Regions from separate parts of the Homo sapiens genome. Here region 1 is linked to region 2. The links are chromatin contacts, found by Hi-C or POLR2A ChIA-PET in ENCODE. All regions are on one chromosome and are shown on one strand. Each heading gives the region's core, a stretch centred on a gene start or an enhancer-like site at or near the end of the contact. The rest is flanking DNA. Distances are from core to core; before and after follow the strand shown. Region 1 overlaps RPTOR (regulatory associated protein of MTOR complex 1). Region 2 overlaps RPTOR (regulatory associated protein of MTOR complex 1).

What was found. A loop is a pair of places that touch in the nucleus more often than their neighbours do. ChIA-PET counts read pairs that join two places held with the same protein, here RNA polymerase II (POLR2A). Pooled maps may share reads with other maps.
Region 1: a map with no recorded cell type shows a loop between it and region 2 (10-fold over the local background). The contact joins two enhancer-like sites. A Hi-C loop is called at or near these places in 1 of 168 maps with a recorded cell type or tissue (SK-MEL-5), 4 of 37 single-sample maps with no recorded cell type and 9 of 50 pooled maps. POLR2A ChIA-PET finds 5 or more read pairs at or near these places in 2 of 52 experiments (PC-9 and activated CD4-positive, alpha-beta T cell).

Annotation. Positions count from the first base shown.
Region 1 is chr17:80,876,131-80,879,633 of GRCh38, forward strand. The region is part of intron 13 of RPTOR (regulatory associated protein of MTOR complex 1); the gene reads left to right. Among named protein-coding and RNA genes, the nearest start is that of CHMP6, 110 kb to the right of the region's middle. RefSeq lists enhancers at 1,195-1,244, 2,462-3,061. Within about 2 kb of position 1,346, at least 4 of the 41 ENCODE cell types and tissues checked have a DNase peak (open chromatin) inside an H3K27ac peak, as active enhancers do.
Region 2 is chr17:80,603,460-80,606,672 of GRCh38, forward strand. The region is part of intron 1 of RPTOR (regulatory associated protein of MTOR complex 1); the gene reads left to right. Among named protein-coding and RNA genes, the nearest start is that of RPTOR, 60 kb to the left of the region's middle. Within about 2 kb of position 1,724, at least 2 of the 41 ENCODE cell types and tissues checked have a DNase peak (open chromatin) inside an H3K27ac peak, as active enhancers do.

The DNA.
Region 1 (3,503 bases), core at 96-2,595, 270 kb after region 2:
GTGTGTGTCACCTGCCGGGTCTTCCACCGAGCCCGTGCCACGCAGGGTGTGTGTGTCGCCTGCCGTGTCTTCCCACCGAACCCGTGCCACGCAGGGTGTGTGTGTCGCCTGCCGGGTCTTCCACCGAGCCCGTGCCACGCAGGGTGTGTGTGTCGCCTGCCGGGTCTTCACACCGAGCCCGTGCCACGCAGGGTGTGTGTGTCGCCTGCCGGGTCTTCCACCGAGCCCGTGCCACGCAGGGTGTGTGTGTCGCCTGCCGTGTCTTCCCACCGAGCCCGTGCCACGCAGGGTGTGTGTGTCGCCTGCCGTGTCTTCCCACCGAGCCCGTGCCACGCAGGGTGTGTGTGTCGCCTGCCGTGTCTTCCCACCGAGCCCGTGCCACGCAGGGTGTGTGTGTCGCCTGCCGTGTCTTCCCACCGAGCCTGTGCCACGCAGGGTGTGTGTGTCGCCTGCCGGGTCTTCCACCAAGCCCCTCCGCCCAGGATGTGTGTGTCGCCTGCTGGGTCTTCACACCGAGCCCGTGCCACGCAGGGTGTGTGTGTCGCCTGCCGGGTCTTCCACCAAGCCCCTCCACCCAGGATGTGTGTGTCGCCTGCCGGGTCTTCCACCGAGCCCGTGCCACGCAGGGTGTGTGTGTCGCCTGCCGGGTCTTCCACCGAGCCCGTGCCACACAGGGTGTGTGTGTCGCCTGCCGGGTCTTCCACCGAGCCCGTGCCACACAGGGTGTGTGTGTCGCCTGCTGGGTTTTCCACCGAGCCTGTGCCATGCAGGGTGTGTGTGTCGCCTGCCGGGTCTTCCCACCGAGCCCGTGCCACTCAGGGTGTGTGTGTCGCCTGCCGGGTCTTCCACCGAGCCCGTGCCATGCAGGGTGTGTGTGTCGCCTGCTGGGTCTTCCCACCGAGCCCGTGCCGCCCAGGATGTGTGTGTGTCGCCTGCTGGGTCTTCCCACTGAGCCCGTGCCACGCAGGGAGTGTGTGTTGCCTGCTGGCTGCCGTTCTGCGCGTGTGTGGTTTCAAGTCTTGTTTCCTCTTCTGTTTAACGAGGCCCTTGGTCTAAGTGTGCTTGTAATTTGGGCGAGTGAGCAGCAGCCGAGAGAGTCCACCCCAGTCCCCCTAGCCAGCGAAGTGGGAGCTCCCAGGTTCCTGCCTGCGGGGAGGGTGGGGGCGGTTTGAGTTAGTGAAAATGTGTGTATTAAACAGATATGTAAATGACCCCTGCCGAGCGCTGAAAATGAAGGTATGAAAAGGCATCATCATCCGTGGTTCCCACCTGGCATAATGACCGTATCAGAACAGACATCTGGTAGTATACACCACATAGTTGCCAGACTCCGATACCAAGGGCACATCTAAGTTCTCCCACCCTGATTTGCATGCCTCAAATTCAGAATTAGTGAGATTTGAGTCAGTGATGCTTCATTACACTCTCGTGAGACATGTTTGAGGAGCTTCACCGTGAATGTGTGGGCTTCGATTTGACTTGTGGAACCTGTGGTTAAAACAAAGGAAGGTGCCTTCATTCTCAGAACCCAGTGCTTTTTCTGTTGCCCTGGCCCTCTGGGCTGAGTCTTTACGTGGACGGCGGTCGATGCATCTCAGTTTATTTGTCAAAACCTTCAGCTAAAGCCAGTTGTTGCTTGAAAACTGCCTGCTTAATTGGCCTCCTCAGCTCGGGGGAGCAGCTTGCAATCTGAGGCCGGCGCCTGGCTCCCTGACCACCCGCTCCCCATCGTGCTCAGCTCTCATTCCAGCAGCCCAGCCCATAACCCGCCTCATCAGTGTATTGATGTGAGGCAGAAACACCTCATTGTAAGAGCACCCCTGAGAAATGGCGGGGTTAGGGGCTTCTGGGCTGCATAACCAGCAGATTCCCTCTGCAAAACTGCTCCTGCCTCAGTGGGAAAGGGCCAGCTGTGCAGGGCTGCACTGGAGAGCCGTTCTCTTCTTGATCCTCAGGCATCCAGTTCTTAAAATTCCGGCCCTCTGTCCTTGCATGGCCTTCGTCCTCTGGAAAGGAGCATGCTGGGAGCTGGCAGAACGCACGCCTCACTCTGTCGATGCAGTGTCTGTCACTGCTCAGTTTCTAGGTATTGATCCTAGAAACCCATGCTCTGTGGGTCCCTCTCCAAGAAACACAGCATCCATGATTTGTACATCGCACTGCAGTTTCAGACTGCTTTCACATGCGTGGTTTCATCTCTGACTCCACGACCTGAGCACAGATTTTTTTTTTTTGAGACGTAGTCTTGCTCTGTCGCCCAGGCTGGAATGCAGTGGTGCGATCTCAGCTCACTACAGCCTCCGCCTCCCAGGTTCCAGCGATTCTCCTGCCTCAGCCTCCCGAGTAGCTGGGACTACAGGCACGCACCACCACACCCTGCTAATTTTTGTATTTTTTAGTAGAGACAGGATTTCACCATATTGGCCAGGCTGGTCTCGAACTCCTGACCTTGTGACCCGCCTGTCTCAGCCTCCCAAAGTGCTGGGATTATAGGCATGAGCCACCACGCCCAGCTGAGCACAGATTTTTAAAACTTTACCTGGGTCCCTGACTAGTAAGAGGGAGAACCTGGACTTGAAACTTAGTTTTGTTTCAAATCTTGCCCCTTTTCCTCGGGTTTTGGGCAAATACTTCCCGAAGTATTATCGTTACCCCTGAATATCCAAGGCAGGATCATTTTATTCCCTTCCAGAGCCAGCACTTGCAGAAGTGTCCCCAAGTTAGGCAGCCTGGTGTGGCTTCCGGTAACACTGCCAGCCTCAGAGCCGGCCTGTTTCCTCCAGGACGCCCACAGGACCCTCGGAAGCCCCTTCCTCTAGGGGCCCGTCCCTCCTCCTTCCCCAGGCCCCGTCCCCCGCCTTGCCCTCTGAAAGTGGTCTTCAGCACCACCCGATAAGCGGTGACTTCTCATCTTAGAAGCCTGGCTTGGGTCAGGTTCTGCGTTTCGGCTGTGCGCGCCCCGGAGCAGCCCTGCTTGTGTCTCATCATCGATGCCTCAGCTGCAGTGTGCCCCACTGTAACCCCTCCGGGATGAAAACGCAACCCACCTCTTCAGTGGGCAGCCCTCCACTTGGATCCTCGCATCCCTGGCATCATCTCCGTCCTCTGTCCTTGCTGACCCAGCTCCAACCCAGCCTGTCTGACCCGTAGCCCACCTGCCATGTCCTTCCCGGCTGCAGCTCCTGCTGGGCTCTGCAGCCCCTCCTGCCCAACGCCACCTGCCCCCGCCTGCCCTGCTCCTGCTTGCCCTTCCCCTGCCCCTGCCCCCGCCTGCCCTGCCCCCACCTGCCCTGCCCCTTTCTCCTCCCACTCCCACATCCCGGGCCTGGACCTGCCATTTCCTAGCAGCAGGAGTCTTTTCCCTCGATCCCACCCTTCCCCTTCTTCCCTCACTGCCCTGGACAGTTCTGTCTGCTCATCAGCGTAAAGAGGTCTCCAAAAAGTACAAGACCCTCCCTCTCCCCGCTTTCCAAGCACCCTATGGTGCCTCTCGCTGCTCCTTC
Region 2 (3,213 bases), core at 474-2,973:
AGGGTTAAGGGAACGAGGGGTGAAAAGTTGATTATTGTTTGGTTGTGCAAATGTGGTGCTGGGTGGAGTCCCCAAGACCACTTCCTGCTTCCAGGATTTACTGGGAGTACTCACAGGACTCAGGATCTAATACTCATGGGCATGATTTATTACAGTAGAAAGATAACGAAGCAAAACCAGCTAGGCGAAAGGGTGCATGGGGTGAGGTCTGAAGGGAACCAGGCACAAGTTTCTGAAAGCCCCGCCCCCATGGAGGCTCACAGGAGGGGCTAATTTCCCCCAGAACAAGGTAGACCAATACAAGGTAGTGAAATGTTGCCAGCCAAAGAAGCGCATCCGAGACTTAGCCCCCAGGGTTTTTACTGGAGGCTGGTGACAGGTAGCCTTTGCCAAAATCCCAGCCTTCTGGCAGGAAAGCAGGCATTCAGCATAAACCATATTGTTGGAAAACAGTTGAGGCACAGCGAACCCCACTTACTAGTTAGGGTGGTGGGAATCCTCCAGAAATCCAAGTCCGCAGACCCCAGCCACGGGCCACCCCTGTAAGCAGGGCTTTGAAAGGAGGGCTGCTGGGGCCTGCTTTCTTAACCCTCTTCTGCACAGATACCAACTTATCCTTTCCTTTCTGATTAATGTCTCTCAAACACAGACGGGGGAATAAAAACCTGAAAACAAGCGAATATTGACATGTACATCACCACTTTCAATCAGCTATTTTCAACCAAGTGCTGAAGTATAATACAGTTGTAGTCACAAAGGGGAAGTAGCAGGTATGTTGCAAGAAAAAACTTATTAGAATTGTATGTTAACTTGGATAGAAACAGAACTTTTCTGAGCTTATGTGCTGTGCAGATACAGAATGCTGGCAGAGTTACTTCTGTGAGAACATCATTGAATTACAATTAAATATTAAGTACCTATAAAATATCTTTGCATTACAAAAGTGGTTAAAGTAACTTTCTCAGTCTTCATAAATGTAGATAGTATCTTTGGACAAAATAATGAGTTAGTCTTTTGATGGAACAGGAGAAGCAGGAGAAAATTGTTCCAGGAGCAGGGTTGCTGACGATGCTGTCCCTGTTGGTCCAGAAGGTAAAATCCTCCTGTATTAGTCTGTTCTCACGCCGCTAATAAAGACATACCAGAGACAGGGTAATTTATAAAGGAAAGAGGTTTAATGGAATCACAGTTCCTCATGGCTGGGGAGGCCTCACAATCATGGCAGAAGGTGAATGAGGAGCAAAGTCGCGTCTCACATGGTGGCAGGCAAGAGAGCTTGTGTAGGGGAACTCCCCTTTATAAAAACATCAGATCTTGTGAGACTTATTCACCATCATGAGAACAGCACAGGAAAGATCCATCCGCGCGATTCAATTACCTCCCACCAGGCCCCTCCCACGACACGTGGAAATTATGGGAGCTACAATTCAAGATGAGAACACAGAGCCAAGTCATATCTTTTTTTTTTTCCCCTTTTTTTTTTGAGAGGGTGGGTCTTATTATGTTGCCCAGCTGGTCTTTAGCTCCTGGGCTCATGTGATCCTCTTGCCTCGTCCTCCCAAAGTGCTGGGATTATAGGTGGGAGCCACCACACCTGGCTGATTTTCTCTTATGGGTTGGAGTAAGGTATGGCCAAGACGGTTAAGACGATCCATGTCCTGTGGGATGGCCCATGTTTCACCAGCACTCAGATGCCCTGGGGCTCGGGGCTTATGGGCAGTTTTGCTAATTCTCAAAGTTAAGTTTTCAGCTGGGTGAAGAAGGAAGAAAGGCTGTTTCGTTGAACTCAGTGTTGAGGAGAGCAGTGACTGACAGCAGTGGATGTGCTCTCATCCTCCTGCTTTTACTGGGAGAGGGGCTTTGTGATGGCAGGTGTATAACCTCTCAGGTTTTATTTCTTTTACATTAAGAAAAAAGAAGGTGGGGAGGTGGTGGGTGACAGAGCAGGTGATACGTGAGAGTCAGTGAAAATGCACTGCTGGGAGCTAGAGAGCCTGCGCAGGGTTTTTCCGTTACTGTGTCCGTGATGAGTTGAGGAAACCGTGTCTCAGTTCTGGACCATGGCCGAGAGGAAGTGCATAGTCTTAAGTCTCTTATCTAGTGATCATCAACACAAATGGGGCATACCGGCTGCAAAACAGAGTTGGGTACCAGTGAGGCCTAGACCACCTGGGCGTTTCTCTTCCAGAGCTACAGTTCCTAGGTGTAAAATAGAGCTGGTGATATACACCTTGCCAGGTTATTTGAAAATGCAAAGCACCCAGCACAGTGCCTGACACATGGGAGGCAGTCACAGACCCATCTGTGCTCAGTTGCTCATGACGAATGCCCGTTATGTCTCAGGCACGGACTAGCTGTGCAGTAAGAGGGAGCTCTGAGTCAGACGGAGGGTGGATTTGCTCTTTGGGCACTGGTGTAGCTCTGGATCTGATTGTCCTTCATTATCTAGGTTTTGGAAATGTGAGTCATTATGTAAAGCTTGAGGTGTTGGTAGGTGCTAGGTGAATCAAGTGTGGTGGTGGTGTTTTCTATGCGTGTCTCTTACCAATAGACTTTTGTTTTTGTTTTTTGAGATGGCGTCTCGCTCTGTCGCCCAGGCTGGAGTGCAGTGGTGCGATCTGGGCTCACTGCAAGTTCCGCCTCCCGGGTTCACGCCGTTCTCCTGCCTCAGCCTCCCAAGTAGCTGGGACTACAGGAACCCACCACCATGTCCGGCTAATTTTTGTATTTTCAGTAGAGACGGGGTTTCACCATGTTAGCCAGGGTGGTCTCGATCTGCTGACCTCGTGATCCACCCGCCTCGGCCTCCCAAAGTGCTGGGATTACAGGCATGAGCCACGGTGCCTGGCCTTTTTTTTTTTTTTTTTTTGAGACAGGGCTTTCTGAGACTCCAGGAGTGGTCTATCATGCCCTGCTAATTTTTTTATTTTTTGTTTCTTTTAGAGATGAGTGTTATGTTGCCCAGGCTGGTCTGGAACTCCTGGTACCAGTAAACTTTTTAGGAGGTTTCCGTTAGCTTTTGAAAATTTTTTACCTGATCTTTAAAAATGAATGCAGTTGTGTAGCAATTTTTAAAGTGATTGACAGTTTTTTCCCACCCTACCTTTTCTTGATTGAAGCAGTTGATTAAGGATTTTGGGAGTGGTCCTATTGTTTCTTGTATTTTTCTGATTTTTGTTTTAGTGATGACACTGTGGGAAATCATTTGTCAGG